Linked DNA regions of Homo sapiens: region 2 is linked to region 1. A link is a loop called in an ENCODE intact Hi-C map of the cell type or tissue named here. Cell type or tissue: ovary. All regions are shown on one strand. Each heading gives the region's core, and the rest is flanking DNA. Links, peaks and the distances in the headings are about the cores only. Region 1 overlaps LOC105371317 (a long non-coding RNA gene). Region 2 holds the start of LOC105371316 (a long non-coding RNA gene).

Region 1 (8,626 bases), core at 297-8,296:
AGCAATTTGGGATGGCCATGTTTTGGTGTCTTCAGCGACCTCAGTCCCCTGGGAGAAGTTATTCCCCTGCATCTCAGCTGATGGTTGGGAAATGGATGGTTTGTCTGTGTCAGGAGGTGTGGGCAGAAAAGACATGGTTGTTGGTGCGGAGTGCAGAGAGACGGGGTGGAAGAGTTTCACTGGAGTAGCTAAAGAGAAGACAAGTTGACTAAAATGACAGCTATCATTACTGCCCATCTGCTTGGCATGTATGCAAAAATAATAATAACATTGAAACAACTACTTGATAATGCCCAGGCTGCAGGGTCTCTCCCCATCCAGTGATATAGAAACGGTGCAGATTGTTCCAAAGAGCAATTTAGCACCATTCATTGAGCTTTAAACAAGCTCCTATCGTTAGATCTAGCAATTGCTTTTCTAGGATGAAAGTCAGTTAAATCACAGATGTGAAAAGATTTATGCTGAGGTTATTTATCATTGGATATAGTAGCAAAACTTTGGAAAGACTCCTAGTGTCCAACCATTGGGAAGTGGTTAAATAACTTCTGTCCATCCATTCGTTCAATGGAATGGTATGCAGCCATTTAAAATGGTGCTCGTGTGCATTTTTGCTGCCATGGAAACATAATAATCATGGTAATAGTGTTTATAATGTGCCAGACACTGCTCTAAGACTTCACAAGGAATAACTCAGTTATTCCTCCCAGCAACCTTGTGGTGCAGATGCAATATCAGAATAATCCCCAAGTTACAGATGGAGAAGCAGCAGCCAGTAAGGCAATGAGCCAGGACTTATAGCCCACATGGCATTGAGTGTTTCCTAACTGTTTACCACTCTGCCTCTCACTGTGACCACAGAGATGGAAAAATCAAAGACATGAAACTGCATGTCCAGGTTATCCCAGTTTTGCTGGGAAAGATGTTTATTATGCTTAGAAGAAAGACTGGAGAGGAAAACATCTGCGATGTTGGTAGCTCTGAGTGGTAGGATTAGGAGTAGTTCTCCTCTATTTTTGGATTTTCTAGGTTCTTTACAACAATTGCTGTATTAGCTTTATAATAAAAATAGAGAAAGTGAAGGGGGGAGGTCTTACAGTTGCTGAGATGTTGAACTTCACTGTCTACTACCTGTGTGACCTTAGGAGAGTTACTTTACCTCTCCGAACTACACTTACTTAGCTGGTAATTGGGAACCACCTAGTTTTTAGGATTGTTGTGAGGATAAGAAACTCTATAGGGATGGTCCTGAGCATGTTTGTGGTTAGGTCTATTTCTTGCCTTTCCCTGACTCTGGTCTGTAGGACAGGGGAATGGGATGATCCCCAGAGGCTCCTGTGTCAGCTGGCTTCCAGCTGGGCTCAGCCAGTGGGAAGCACTCTTAGGAGATTGCCGGGTAGGAGGAAGAGAGAAGCCAGCATTTTCCTCCCCCTGTCTCTGCCTCCAGTGTGTTCTCAGGCAGTGGTTGTATCTCCTCTGTGGTTTTGTGTTTTCAGCTCCTGCCATGGAAGTCCTCTCAGGTTCCAGCCTCCATTGGGTGATCCCAGCTCTGGGCTCCAGTAACCCCACTTCTTCCCTCTGTGCCTCCATCCTAGAGGTGGGAGTTTCCTGCTATTTCCAACTTTTGGATTGCATCGCTGTCCCCTGGTACTCTTCTATTACTTGTTCAATTAGTCTGGGTTCTCCAAAGAAACAGAACCAATAGGAGATACACACACACATAGGTACACACACACATGCAAACATAGAGTTGGCTCACACAATTATGGATGCTGAGAAGACCCAGGATCTGTGGTTGCCAAACTGGAAACCCAAGAGAGCTTGTGGTGTATTCCCTGGTTGAGTCCCAAGGCTTGAGAACCAGGATTACTAATGGTGTCAGTTACAGCCTGAGTCCAAGTCCAGAGGCAGGAGGCTGGTGTTCCAGCTAGAAAACGTTAGGCAGAGACAGCAAATTCTCCCTCATGCCACCTTTTTGTTCTAGTCAGGCCTTCAATGGGTTGGATGGGAACTACTCACATGGGGGAGGGCAATTTGCTTTACCCAGTCTATGGATTCAAGTGCTAAACTCATCCAGAAACACCCTCACAGACACACCCAGAATAGCTTTTAACCAAATATCTGGGCACCCTGTGGCTCAGTCAAGTTGGCACAAAATTAGCCATTTTACTTGTATAACCAGTTCTCTACATTAATTCAATTTAAGTGATTTCTGTTTCCCTGGTTGGGCCTTAACTGATACAGAGATGAAAAAAGGTTTGGTTTTGACCTTGGTATTCAGCTTTGAATGGCTGAACAGCCAAACGCCTAGTTCGGTGTCATTTCCGGGATCTGTAAGGTTGTGAGTCATCAATGATTGAGTGATCATTTATATAACAATAAGTAATGATATGAGATGGTATATTTTTGGATTCATTGTTACTATCTAAATATCCACTTTCAAATATAGGTAAGCTTTCTGAAAGTATTCTAGAGTGATTTTTTTGGGGGAGAGGGGGTAGAAACAGGGTCTTGCCATGTTGCCCAAGCTGGTCCTCAACTCCTGGCGTCAGTGATCCTCCCACTTCAGCCTCCAGAAATGCTGGGATTTCAGGTGTGAGCCACTGTGCCCAGTCGATTTTTTTTTTGTTTTAAAATTTTATCAATTGTTGGAAGTATAAATTGTTGTGAGAGTCAAGTGTTGCAATAATTAATTTTGATTATGAGAGTTAATTCGATTTACTAAATCATCTTAAATTTTTTCAATTGACAAATAAATAGGGGGACAGAGTTACAATTAATATAAATATTGAGAGTATTAGCTAGATAGCTTTAGGAAGAATATTATTTCCTTTCTGAGCCAAGCAATGCTTATAAAATTTAAATAATAATACAGAACAGAATAATAGAAATTAGATTATATCACAATTACAATATTTGTAGAACCTGCATTCATAATATTCAACAAAATAAACTTTAATAACTGCTTTTAATTTTTAGTTGTATAATTCTATCTAGGAATTCTATCTAGGTCATGAGGATTTCAAGAAAATATTAGAGTTTTTTTTTATATACTGAGAGAATGAATTAGAAATGGAATGTCACCTTTGCTACCTCAAAATAGGAGGAAAAATTCTGAAGTTATGTATGATGTTCATGATAAAACTGATTCAGATGTAATATAAGAATATAGGTATAAGGAAAAAAAGAAAATCCTAGAGAAAGATGAAGCAAGCCTCAAATATCTTGCTTTTCTCTTGACTTCAGTAGAGAGAGAGAGCATTTATTTAACATCACAAATTTGGCCAGGTACAGTGGCTCATGCCTGTAATCCCAGCGCTTTGGGAGGCCGAGAGGGGCTGATCACTTGAGGTCAGGAGTTCGAGACCAGCTTGGCCAGCATGGTGAAACCCTATCTCTGCTAAAAATACAAAAATTAGCCAGATGTGGTGATGGGTGCTAATAGTCCAGCTACTCGAGAGGCTGAGGCAAGAGAACCACTTGAACCCGGGAGGTGGAGTTTGCAGTGAGCCAAGATTGTGCCACTGCTCTCCAGCCTGGGCAACAGAGTGAAACTCTGTTAAAAAACAAACACACACAAAAAAACCACCACCACCACCAAAAAACAAACACAAATTTAGCTAAGAGGCCATAGGGCCACCCAGTCACTGACAGTTCTGAGAAATTTTTGTTTCTGCCCGAAGACATTGAATGTTCAAAATGTGACTACTGAAATGTAAATAAAAAATAGTAAGATTAAGGAATTTCTAAAACGAAATGACAGCATTGTTCCTGTCTAGATTTGTGACCCCCTCCCAACCCGCCAGTCGCAGCTTTGCTTCCTTCTAGTTTGAAAGCATCCCCAGAGAGAGCCCTCTCCCTCGCCCCTCCCTGTCCCTGCCTTTGCTGGGTGCAGATCCTCTGGATCTGGAAGCAGCATCAGAATCTGAGCATCCCGAGTTGCTTAGCAGCAGCTGGAAGAGATATGAGACCCCAGCATGGACCAAGGCCTTCTGAGGCTTGGACAAATGCTTCCAAAACAAACTGTGAAGTCTTTATTTATTGGATGACTTTATTTGGTGCTTCCTAGGTGCCAAATATCTCACTACATATCTTTCCCCCATTATCTAATCCTACCACCCAGCAATCCATGAGATCATCCCTCTCTGCATTCCCATTTTACAAATGAAAAAACAGGCTCACACAGGCAAAGTAATTTGCCCCAGGCCGCCTGGCCTGTTGGTGGCAGAACCGGGACTTGAACCCTGGCCCTTCTGACTGCAGAACACATCCACTTAACTGCCCTGGTAGCATGCCTTCTCCCAGAATATTCCAGACCGTGCAACCCAGCATTGCCATTTTGCTGACAGAGAAAAGGAGAGGCATAGTTTCAAGGTCCCCACCCAGAAGGTCAGCGGCATTGTTGGTTTGAATTTCAAGTCTGAGCCTGGGGCATGCAGACCAAAGCCAAGTGCAGGGGAACAATATCTGCTTTGTGCATTCTCCATCCCTGGAAGCATCAGGCATGCAGTCCGTTGGGATAGATCCTGCAGGCTTTAGGGAGCTCTCCACCAGGGAAATAGTTACAGAAAAACAATCCATTTGGTGCCAGTTGGAGAGGAAAATGCTGGTTGCTTTTTAATTTACCTTGTGAAATAGCTGCTGCTGGGACGGAGCTGTGGCCACGAGATCACGGGGCTAAGAGCCAGGCACTTTGGCGCTGGATCCCTCCTCTGGATAACATGGGGTGTTTGAGAACACTGTCTGGATGTTTCCTGTTGACACAACTTTGTAAAACTCTCTGAGCATTGTCAAGCACATTCAGGAGCCGGGGCTTTTTGCTTCAAGGCATGTTAATTACTCAGTGAACTAGCAGTGCAGTGGGAGAGGCAGGGTGGGGCTAAGGGGACATCAGCAGTCTGGCTGGAATGAAATGGCCCAGATGTTGTTGCTGCCCCCAGCCGTGCTCTGATACATCCGGCAAACATTCCAGGGCCAGTGCTGTCCAATGGAAACATAATGTGAGCCATGTATATAATTTTGAATTTTTTAGCAGCCACATTAAAAAAGAGAAGGAAACTGGTAGAATTCATTTAAAAATATATTTCATTTCATGTAATATATTCAAAATAGTATCATTTCAACATGTAATCAGTATAAAAACTATTTTTTTTTTTTTTGAGATGGGATCTTGCTCTGTCACCCAGGCTGGAGGGCAGTGGCGTGATCTCAGCTCACTGCAGCCTCCAACTCCCGGGCTCAAGCGATCCTCCCACCTCAGCCTCCTGAATAGCTGGGACTACAGGCTCAAGCCACCATACCTGGCTAATTTTTAATTTTTTTTATTTTTTGTGGAGACAGAGTCTCACTGTGTTGCCCAGGCTGGTCTCAAACTCCTGGCCTCAAGTAATCCTCCTGCCTTGGCCTTCCAAAGTGCTGGGATTACAGGCATGAACCACTGTGCCTGGCCTGTAAAGCTATTAATGAGTATTTTATATTCTTTTTATGGCACTCAATCTTGGACATCCAGTGTGCATTTTATACCTACAGCATGTTTCAGTGTGGACTAGCCACATTTCAAGTGCTCAGTGCTACAGGTGGTATTGCTTCTCTGCCTGTGGTGCAGCTCTTGCCATCCCTCTCTGCTGCTCAAAGACCTTCTGTGGCTCCCGACTTGCCTAACCTGTTGGAGTCAGTCATATACTGCAGTGATTTGTGTTTCGGACTTCCTCTCTCTCCACCACCAAGAAAGGTGGGTACCTTTAAGGAAGAAAAAGAGTTTTTATTATGGTGTCTATTAGGGGCATTTATTATGTATCTACTGTGGGTGCAAAGGGAAGGCTTTCCGGCTTTGCCCTCAGAAGATTTGCTGAAAAATCAACTCACAAAAAGGCAGATTACTAAGAGAAAAGGCAAACAAATTTATGACTACTGTGCACACAGTGAGAATCCCAGTGATTGATCAGTGGGATACAGATGCTTATATACCCTGCTTTCTTAGGGGAAAGGGAGATGGGGAAGTGTGGGTGATTTTAGGGGGATAGTAAGTGATTTTTCTGAGAATTCAGTGGGCTTGAAGAACATACAATAGCCTGCGACAAAATCGGTTGGGTCCGCAGAGCAAACAATGGTTTGTGACCAAAGTCTGTCTAGTAGGTGTGTAGACAGTCTTTGGTTTTCCTTCCTGTGATATGGGTTCAGTTAGTGAAATTTCAGGGAAGGGATCAGAGGTAATTGTTTTCTTCTTTGGGCAAATAAGGGAGCTTCAGCCTGTGCTGTGGGAGAGGTAGAGAATTTAGAGACAGGAAGGTTGGGGAGGAAAAACAATTGCTGTCCTTCGTGGGTCCATCCTGTCTTTATGCAGATCAGGAAAAGTCTCTTCTAGCATCTGTCTCTTTTAGCAAAAGTCTGTTCTAGCATCTGAAGGCCTTCTAAGGACCTTCAGTACAAAACACGCATTATCCCAGGGAGCAGTATTTTGGGGTGAAACTCTTCACACTCCTTTACTACTATGTCCTAGTTTTAAGTCCCTTGACTAATTGTGTTTTCCACAATAAATCTTACTGCGACACATGCCTGCATAAGACATTGCGTTAGGTGCTTTAAGTAATTTTCCTTTTTTTGAGATGGAGTCTCTCTCTGTTGCTCAGGCTGGAGTGTAGTGGCGTGATCTTGGCTCACTGCAATCCTGGGTTCAAGAGATTCTCCTATGTCAGCCTCCCTAGTAGCTGGGATTACAGGTGTGTGCCACCATGTCGGGCAAATTTTTCTTTTTTCTTTTCTTTTTTTTTTTTTTTTTCGCAGAAATGAGTTTTCAACTATGTTGCCAGGCTGGTCTTGAATACCTGACCTCAAGTGATCTGCCCACCTTGGCCTCCCAAAATGCTGGGATTACAGGTGTTAGCCACCACGCCCGGCAGCTTTGTGTAATTTTCTAATTAAATTATCAGTACAACTCCATGAGGTAGGTATTTAATTTCCATTTTACAAATGGAAAATGGAGGCTAAGAGAGCTGAAGTTGAATCCAGATCTGTGGGACTCTAAGTTGCTCTTTTAGCGACGTTGTGCTGAGCCCGGACAGGTTTGGATTCTCAGAAAACATGTATTAAATGTCCTGACTGAGACAACAGTTTCTTGCCTCTTTCTTGGGATGAACAGCAGACGCGTGGAGGCGGCAGAAGGGGCTGGGATGTCTACTGACATGTGTGTTTTTCTTGGTCATCAGGATGCAATATCAGCTTAGGCCCAGGAGTGCTGAGAGCAGCCTCTTTGGGAACTGGGTTGAGCACAGCCAGTGCTCTCAGCAGCCAGGCAACAAATTGGAAAGCCTCAGTCTGTGCCTGATAAATGCCCGTGGGTGGGTTTCCCCTCCCCTCCCGGCATCAGGCTGATAACTGGCGCTCTGCCCCTCCGGCTTCCCGAGACACTGCTATTTACGTGATGCATGATTCACACTCATTTATTGCCAGAGAGTACGATGCTTTGCCTTGGTACTTTATTGAGAGCACAATAAAAATAAAGATGAGCTACTAATAAAATGTCAAAAGAAAATGTCAATTAGTATTACCAAAAAGAAAAAAAAAAGAGAGGCTGATGTTATTGTACATCCTCTCAGTGAATTCCCTCTAATTAGTCAAATAAATATGCAGTCCTCCCACTTGGGTGTGTGTTTGTTTGCTTTAAAACATTGTAATTACATCCTCCGCTTTGGAAACTTCTGGGAACCGGAACCTCCACACATGGGCTTTAGCTAGGACGACGTGAGCCAGCACTTTGGCTGGGATGAAACTCCATGCCTGTGTAAGTTACTGGGCTAAACATTCAGAAGCAGGTTGTGTCTCACCCTGCCGTCACTCAAACTCCCACTGTGGCTCCCTAAGGCTGTGACATCAACACCAATTCCACTTCATACAGTGCAAGGGAACTGGGCAGGGAGAGGTGAGTTCTGCATGATCTTGAGACAACCTCTAACCCCTCCACGCCTCTGTTTCCTCTTTGGTGAAAGAAAGCAGTTCTAGCTGCTCCCAGCCATGAGGCAATCATGATTTCCATGGCCAACAACTGGCTCTCCCCATCCTTCCAACTTATCCATATTTCCCTCTTCCTGCAAGAAAACATTAGAACTTCAGTTGATATTTAGTTTATATTGACTTCTTCTATTTTTGTATATATTTAATGTATGTAAATCTATGCTAGGAATAGAGAACACGTATTTGACAAAGAAATACATACGTTAGTGATGTCTCCTGAAAAAACTTTTTATTAAAAAATCTGTGTTATTTAAGGCCGGATATGGTGGTTCACGCCTGTAATCTCAGCACTTTGGGAGGCAGAGGTGGGTAGATCATTTGATGTCAGGAGTTTGAGACCAGCCTGGTCTCTACTAAAAATACAAAAATTAGTTGAGTGTGGTGGCACACACCTGTAATCCCAGCTATTCAGGAGGCTGAGGCAGGAGAACCACTTGAACCTGGAAGGTGAAGGTTGCAGTGAGCCGAGATCAGGCCACTGCACTCCAGCCTGGGTGACAGGGTGAGACCCAGTCTCAGAAAAAAAAAAAAAAATCTGTGTGATTAAAAAAGAGACAACTAGTTTACAGAACAAGGGCTCTCTATATATTTATTTATTATTATTATTTTTTAAGATGGA
Region 2 (8,626 bases), core at 377-8,376, 120 kb after region 1:
GGGGGTCACCCTGCAAAGGCTGGGGCTCTCTTGAAAAGGGGTGCAGGCAGCTAGTTGGGGAGGGGGGCTACCAGAGGAAAGAATCTCCAATGGGGAGGAGCCCCAACATCAGGCCCTGGAAGGAAACTCTCAAATGACTTGAGTTCACTAGCCTGGAGGAGGGAGAGTAGAGAAATATCTGAACTGGTTTAAAGAATCCGTGGAAAAGGAATTAGCTAGTTATGCATGTCCCAAGTATGGAGCCATTACATAGCAGCAAATTCTGTTTTGATATAAGGAAGGACCTTCAAGTGTTTGTGATACCCAAATGTGGAACTACCCGACTCAACTGGTAGTGAGTTTCCTGTCACTGGAGCATCCTATCAAAACTGAAACCACCTGCCTTACTTAATGAAAATTTGAGTACTCACTAAGTGCACTGGGGTTGGGAGCAATGACAGCCTTTTAAGTGTAACATAAAACTGAGCCAAGGTTTTAATTAATCCCAGGACTTTGGGAGGCTGAGGAGGACGGATCACTTGAGGTCAGGAGTTTGAGATCAGCCTGGCCAACGTGGTGAAACCCTTTCTCTACTAAAAATACAAATTAGCCAAATACAAATTAGCCAGGTCGTGGTGGCACATACTCATAATCCCAGCTACTAGGGAGGCTGAGGGGGGAGGGTCGCTTGAACCGGGGAGGCGGAGGTTGCAGTGAATGAGATAGCGTCACTGCACTCCAGCCTGGGCAAGAGAGCAAAACTCTGTCTCAAAAAAAAAAAAAAAAAAAAAAAAGGAAAATGCAGGATGCAAAAGTATGCATACATCATGACCCTAATTATGCACATACATTTATTTATTCCCTATTTGTCTCATAAGAAGTATTGAAGACAACATGGATGAACACACCTGCATACGCACCCCGTATGCCTAAACAAGTCTTTGAAAATGTGAATGGTTATTCCTGGGTTGTAGGATTGTGGGTATTTTCAGTTTTTTACTTTATTTTTTTTTTCCAGTATTTTACAAGTTTAAAAAAAATGTCTCTATAACAAAGTGGGAGCCCCCAGAAGATCCGAAAGCAGTTGTTGGAATGCCTTAGGGACTCAGTGATGATTAGTTCCCTCTCTGCCTGCTTTCTCCCCATCTGCTTACCCCTACCAAATGAGCAGATCATGCAGGTCATTCTAGACAATGGGAAGTCAGTGCTCTCAGAGGGTCTCATGCCCTCTAGGGGTCCTGGGGCCAAGAAGCCGCTAGGGGTGCAGACCACCTGACCACTGATCATTCTTCTTTTGACGCAAACAAACAAGCACCTTCCCCAGGTTGAGCCAGGATCCCACCAGGTGTGAACCTAAGGAAGTGCTTGTCTGTCACTCTGGAAACTGGCTCAGGAAATCCCAGGTCTCTGAGAATGACTTCCAAACTCAAAATGCCTTGTTAAACACAGTTGCTCTGAATTCATCAGCTCAAGCCAAGCCTTGTCATAATCTCCAGAATCACAATGACTGAAACAGGGGGTGCTGATACCTCCGGTGTGCACATCAGGTTTACTTATACTTTTATAAAGAGGTTATTTGCAAAAGTGCAGTTAATCCCATCATGCTTTATAATTTAAATGTCACTACAAATGATGGCTGACATGCAACTGATTAACAGCAGCCTTTAGTGCCAAATTAATCAGCATCTAATCCAGAGGATGTATTAAGATGGAATAAGATTTTAAAAAAACATTCCTCCTTCCCAGCCCTCTCTGCTGTTATTTCAATAGAATGCCCAACTTTCCTATGCAGTTTGGGAGTTTGACTAAAAGGTATGTTTGAGTACTTTTCTTACATAGAAAGGACGCACAAATGATAAATTGTCAAAACAGAAGTGTGATTATCCCCTTTGGGGGAACTGAATTCCCTCCTCTTCCTTTGATGTGGCTGGGACGACCTGTCAATCATTCTGCCCAAAGATGCCTGATGGGGGAGATGGGTGAAGCCACATCCATCTATCTCCCAACATTCTAGAAAGATAAGCCATGTGTTGACAGTCCCAGGAGTTCCGGTCCTTCTGAAGGTATAATACATTTTTGATTTTACCTTTGATTCTGTGAGTGACCCTGTGTCCTTGCAATAAACTCTTTTTTTTTAAAGAGTTAGCCAGTGCTTGTTTTTATTGTTTGACAAAAAGAGTCTTGATATAAATGTGTTGAGGGAAAAGGATTCTAAAGTATTGAAAAGTTCTTTAAACAAACAAAAGATTAAAGAGTTAAAAGAGCTCTCCTCCCCAGGATTTCTACTAAAAATAAACAATATTTTCAAGGAAAACATGCTGAAAGAGTGGAGGATTTTCTCATGGGTCAGCTGCCATCTAGGTGTAAGTGAATTTTTCTGCCTTCCTTATCAAAGAGTCTTAATGATATTCTTCGGTACTTCCTGATTCTTAAACAAGGCCCTGGGGCTGGAGAACAGGCATCAGCCCTAAGTGTACATTTTAATTTCCTTCCTGAAGTTTTATCTTTGTTTTCCAGCATCTTTTGCCGTTCCTAACTCTGGGACCTTGGGATGTTACCTATTCCTGCAGGTGAGATCTCCTTCCTTACAGCCCAGGAGTGTAGGAGCCAGGGTGAAGTTCCAAGGGTAACTCTTACCTTCTAGTCTGGGAGAGACAAGATGAGACTGCTGACCTCCGTGGGCCTGATTGCCAGGCAACCCTCCGGCAAGGTCACCTTTCCTACCACCTCCGGCTATTCATATCTAAAAACCTTGTTCTCTTCCTTTTAAATGCATTTCCAAAGGTTATAGTACATGAAACAGAAGACTTAGCTCTCTGAGAGCTCAATTTTGACTTTGTAAAATTGAAAGCAATGGCTCCTATGTGGGAAAAAAAATGTCTCTTGAAACAAAATGAATAATTACATCATGCGTTCGTGATTATTACCAACATGTGTCAAAAGTGGAACTCACATGTCTTTACCATAATCCCCCATATTCAGTCTCCCACCTGCCGGAAGCTCAGTATTCTCAAAGAGGCAGCTTTCCCACTGGAAAGATGTGACTTCTGGGTCTTGAAGGCATAAATCTGTACCCAGAGGTGCTATGTATCCACGATGGTGGTTTTTAAACTTTATGTTTTTCTTTTTCTTTTTTTCTTTTTTTTTTTAAAGCAGCAGAACCTTAAATGATATATTATGCAAACACAGACCCTATTTACAGCTGGGGCAGAGTAAACAATGATTTCCAACAAGTGAAGTTTAGCTGACCTAGATATTTGCATATCTTTAAATAATATTCCGATTCTTTATTACTTTCACTGTGGAAGGTGAAATGTTGATGTTGTGCTTCTCTGCCTTGATTGATCTCTCTCTTTTTTTGTTTTTTTTTTGAGATGGAATCTTGCTCTGTCACCAGGCCTGAGTGCAGTGGTGCGATCTTGGCTCACTGCAACCTCCGACTTCCTGGTTCAAGCGATTCTCCTGCTTCAGCCTCCTGAGTAGCTGGGATAACAGGCATGCGCCACCAGGCCCGATGATTTTTGTATTTTTAGTAGAGACGGGGTTTCACCATGTTGGCCAGGATGGTCTCGATCTGTTGACCTCGTTATCCACCTGCCTCGGCCTCCCAAAGTGCTGGGATTACAGGCTTGAGCCACCACACCCGCCCTGATCTCTTGATTTCATAGGTCAAGGTAGAGTGGTTACCTGTGACTCAGATAAGCACTCTATTCAAAGCCTACCTGCTGGGATCACAAGAGACCATGACCCAGTCATCCTCATCTTCCTCTTTTTGACATAACCAAGTTTCACAGAAGTTCCTGGTCAAGTAATAATGATGCCCAAGTTGGATCGAGTGCTTGCTGGGTGCCAGACACAGCTGCATTTGCCATCTTATGCAGTGCTTACAACAGTCCTAGAAAGGAGGAATTATTTTACTATGGACATTTTACTGATAAGCAAACTGAGGTTCAGAGAGGTTGACTAACTCACACAAGATCACACAGCAAGTAAGGGGCACCCTGCGATCTGTACCCTGGTGGAGAACTTTAGAGCCACACTGGTAAGCACCACCACCTGGAGCTCCGCAAACCCTAACTGGGTGCAGCAATAGCAAGTCCTCTTTCCCCTTTCCGCTTCCTTCCCTTGCGGTTCATCTCTGTTCTTCCCTTCTCTCCTTCTCCCTTGCTTGGAGACAGCCTGATCAATTTCTTCATCTTACTAGGAGCCCCAGGGGCTGCTGACACCCACTGTCTCTTTTGCTTAAATGGAAACATCACCAGGGCCAGGTCCTGGCATGCACTCTGGGAAAGATAAGGTGGAAAGTTTACACACCAGAGCTTCCAAGGAATGTGCAGAGAAAGCGATTTGTGATGTGTGATTTGAAACACCAAACTCCTTCTGGGCTCAGAGCTATGTCCTACCTCTGGGAGCTGCTGGATCCGTCTCTGCCCTCATGGCTGGGTCATGCGTGCCTATTTTAGGAGGAACTCTCCTTTTAAGGGGAGTCCAGCTGGCGGATGTTCCTCTCCAGCTTCCTGCAGTCCCAGACACTGGGCTTCTGCCAATGTCAGCCTGAGGTGGAAGCCATGCAGGCAAATAGTTTGCCCAGGTCCTGATGCTTCCAAAATCCTGTTGGTCCACCAAATTCCTTCTTCCCATTGTGCCCCAAGGTTGCTTCCGCCCACTGCATCCCAATGTTTCCCCTCTTCCACTGTACCCCATGGCTGCTATCATAGGCCTCCCATCTCCATCTAAATGTAGCCTGGTCAGATGGAAAAGGGGAGGCCCTGACAGCAGGAAACCTGCTCCCACATCCCTTCCTTTACCTCCAGTTCCGACACAGCACAGGGCAGGGCTGGACCCAAGCTTAGGTTCAGCAGCAGGCTCAGGGGTGGCGCACTGGGGCTCTAGCAAGACCAGGTCTGGAGATGAGCCTGGGGGCAGCGAGCATACTGGTAGCGTCTGTAGCTTAGGCAGGGAGGTCACATGACAGGAACCAGGCAGCCCTGTGGACCTGGGCAGGCAGGAGAAGAGAACATGAATTTTTAGAATATAGGATGTGGGAGGCAGTCAGAGGTTTCCAACCAGCACTTCGTTTCATTTGTCATGACAGAATGGACCCTAGAATCTTTAATGTCCCTAGAATGACCTTAGAATGTCTCCTGATTCCAGTGGCTTTTACCTCTTAACCCTTTCCTTGCTCACTCAAAGTGAATTTCCCCATCCCTCTTCTCAGATGACATGTGGCTTATTCCAGCCATCCCAGCACAGTCCATCCTGTCTCCATAGTGAAGACTTAGGCATATTTCCTGTGCACTCCCTTTCTCCAGCTCAACTCACCATGGGTCATCAAGCTCTTTAATGGCGGGGGGGCTGGATCCCAGGCTTTTGGGAGCTGTACCCAGCAGTCTGGAGATCCTGGTGGGTATGGGTACCTGCGGAGAGTCAGCAGCATCACCAGATGGCAGAGAGCCTAGTGCCAGTGGCCAGAGGGCAGGAACAGGGTCAATGACTGGAGCTGCACAGCGGAAGCAGGTATCGGAGGGATGCACATGGAAAGCCTCACTGTTGGTCAGAACTCTCCGGCAGCAAGTGGCAGAAACCCGCCTTCATCTGGGTTAAGAGATAGAGGGGATTTGTTGGAAAGCACTGGGGTAGCCACAGATGGGAGGAAAGAGTTGCTTTCCATATATCCCTCATTGCTCCTGGGCCCCCTTCTCTCATCCCCTAGAAGCACTTGTCTGGAAGGGCCCTGGAAGTGATGCCTCCTAACACACCATGCACTGGGCATCTCACTCACTTCATCTTGTCCCAGCCCTGGCAGAAAGCCCCAGCCACACACCCCTAGTCCTCCAGCTCCAGCTGGAAACATCTCAGGGAAGGACCCTGTTGGCTTGAGTCACATGCACAGCTTGCGTCTCAGTTTGCCTCAGACTTAAGTGGCTGGTGGAAGTGAGAGATCTCTAAAGATTCACCCAATCCCATTGTTCTAAGGTAATAAATCCTATAATTGCTGTATCCTCAGAACCCAGCACGGGGCACTGCATACGGTAGATCTGCTTAACCATGTACCAAATGCATCCGCCTCTTCCCCAACATCCATTACTACTGGAACCCACCAAGAACTGAATTCCATGGTACTTCTCAGGATTCTTGAGGTCTGGACTAAGCCCTGGATTGGGAAAGACGTGTTTATGATGCAGACCAGTTGGGGAGATTTTTCTTGAAGGAGCAGCAGCTTGGGAATAGCTGACCTGGTGAGAGCATTCCTCTTCATCTTGGCTCTGTCTGCTGTAGTTGGGGGTGAGTAGGGGTTTCAGCAGTAGAGGAATGGGAGCCCAGAGAGACGGTGATGAATGAGAAGGAGACAAACAGCTCTAGCCTGTGTGCTCCTGTCTTGTTGAGGCTGAGGGCCTGCAGGGACATTCTGAGTGAAGAACATGCCAGGCCCACCTGTGGACTCCAGTCGCTGGTGATGAAGGTAGCCAGATGTGGGTGTCGGTTAAAGGTGAGGGCTTGGGGGAGGTGGGAGAACAACCCACCGTCATCTCAGCCCCATTTCCCCTTTAGGAGGCTGAGAAGGGCTAATTAGAAATTTTGCCATCAGAGAGAGCAATGAGGTTTCCTACAATAGAGTCACAGTGTGAGCACCTGAGGTTGAATGTCCTTGGACCAGCTGAGCCTCAGTCTTACCCTCTGTAAGATGGACATGATGGCACAATCTACCTGATAAGGGTATCCCTGAATAGTAAGTGCACAAACATTAAGCTTAATTTCAGTCATTCTGTCATTTTTGATTGAGGCATTGCTTTGTGAAAAGTTCTATCATAAATTCACAATTTCAAAACTGAGCGTGTGGAGCTCTGGACTCTTGGAGTGACTGCCAAGGCCAAGGTTGGGGGCGTAAAATGAGGGCATCAGCGTGAGTCTGAGCTCTGTCTTCTGATTTCAGCCAGGCCAGCTCCACTCACACAGGTTTTCTGGGTTGGGGCTCCCTGTCAGATTTCATGTGCTGCTCTAAAGCCTATCCACAACTGACAGCAAAGTAGAAGGAACATGGGATCTGCATCAGCCTGTTCAGGTTCTTGCCCAGCAGCTCCACTGTATATGGTTGTGTGGAGGATCAGGATGCCGATGTCCCAGGATCTGAGATGAGTGCTCCTCTAAGTGAGCCCAGTGACACCCATAGAAACTGTGGGAGGTGGGGTGGGCGCCTCCTGCCATCTGGATGCAGTAGCTAGAGCTCAGCTAGGGTGGGTAACTTATTTAGGGTCCCATGGGTAGTAAGTGTGGGGAATTGAGATTCAAGTCTGGAAAATTCTCAGTTCCCGGGACATATGCTACTGAGCAGCCTCTCACCTGACCTCAAGCCTGGTGTGGCTTTTTCTTTAGTTGACAAAGAGGCACTGAATCTCTGTTAATTTGGGGAAGGCACTGCATCTCTTTGTTAATTTCCCTGCTCTGGCTCTTCTCTATCCTGCCTTCCACTCCATTCCTCCTCCTTCAACTTCACCTCCCATTTTCATCCGTTCTCTGCTCAGTTTTCTTTCTGCTTCATCCATGACCTCCTGGAGGCTCCTGGCTTATTATCTTGGAATGACCGAGGACAAAGAGGTCTGCTTCATAAAATTCGAGGGTCCCTGTTAGCACTGAACTTGACATTTGCACCCTATCTGTATCTGATGGGTTCTCTTCCCTCTGTGCCCTACTGTTCCACAGCTAAGCAAACCTCCCCAGGTCCAAAATTCAACTCTGTGTCCCATTTAGTGAATAAGACGATGCTTCTTTGGTGACCCATCCACACCAGGGTGGGTCCTGGTATTAATAATAAAAGATGTCCCAGGTTCCATTGAATCCATTAATGTTTCTAACTTAGCTGACTCATTGTGTAGAATATGCATGACTAATCCATCAAAAAAGAGAATTCTCACATTGCAAATTTTTGTATGTTTATAAGAAAGTTAGATTTTCTTGTGCTTTTCTCCCCACAGCACCTGTCATTCTGGATAAGGATAGCATGTTCATAAAAGGGAAATGAGTGGAGAAGGAGGGAAGGAGTTGTGAGCAAAGCATTTAAAGCGTTGCCAGAATATAAGCAACAGTGCTTCATGTCGTGAAAAACTGAGAAAAGGAGTCTTTATGTACAGGAAGAACTCAGCAGCTGACCTCAAGAAGAAAGGAAAACATCCTCTCTTCACTTTTCTCTGGGATGCCTGTGCCCAGGGTCTTGAGTTTCCGACTGGGGCATAATGGATTTTTGGTGGCCTGTGACTTTATTATGGGTCTTTTCCCAAAGTGTTTTGAAATGGTATGAAAGAGTGTATTCAGTTAGAAACCTTGAGTTCTACTCCCAGGCTACTTAGAGGTTGTTTTGCAAACTTGAACAAGTCAAGTAAACCTGACTTCAACTCTACGCAATGGATTATGCAATGGTTGAAGTTCTAAGCTTGGAAGTTTCCAATGAGAACAAATAGGGGTGGTGAGAGCTGCCCTGCCCCTTTCAGGGACATTAAGAGGGTCACCAGGCAGGTGAATGTGACAGTGCCCTAAAGTTATGAAGAAATCTGTGCAAAACTGTATGTTGTTATAGTTCTTCTTGGGGCTGATGCACCGTGACCCCTTCAACAGTTGATGAATCATGGGATAATTGTTGATGAGTCATGGG

Evidence for each region. Hi-C counts contacts between places; a loop is a spot of excess contacts. Peaks named below come from ENCODE experiments on the same cell type or tissue, not always from the same donor. Only the 100,000 strongest peaks of a DNase experiment are listed, where the experiment ranks them.
Region 2: a loop joins it to region 1, with 3 times the contacts of the local background. A loop is called at or near these places in 3 of 110 quality-filtered maps.

The regions. Positions count from the first base shown.
Region 1 is chr16:66,247,036-66,255,661 of GRCh38, reverse strand. All of the region lies in intron 1 of LOC105371317 (a long non-coding RNA gene), which reads left to right. Among named protein-coding and RNA genes, the nearest start is that of CDH5, 120 kb to the left of the region's middle. In ovary, for the core only: no CTCF peak of the experiment used is centred there; DNase peaks (open chromatin) are centred at 4,691, 7,291 and 7,741; H3K27ac peaks cover 3,904 bases.
Region 2 is chr16:66,131,358-66,139,983 of GRCh38, reverse strand. LOC105371316 (a long non-coding RNA gene) reads right to left here and starts at 5,002. Exons shown (of 3, transcript XR_933684.2): 1 at 4,788-5,002; 2 at 3,702-3,874. In ovary, for the core only: no CTCF peak of the experiment used is centred there; a DNase peak (open chromatin) is centred at 4,453; H3K27ac peaks cover 2,088 bases.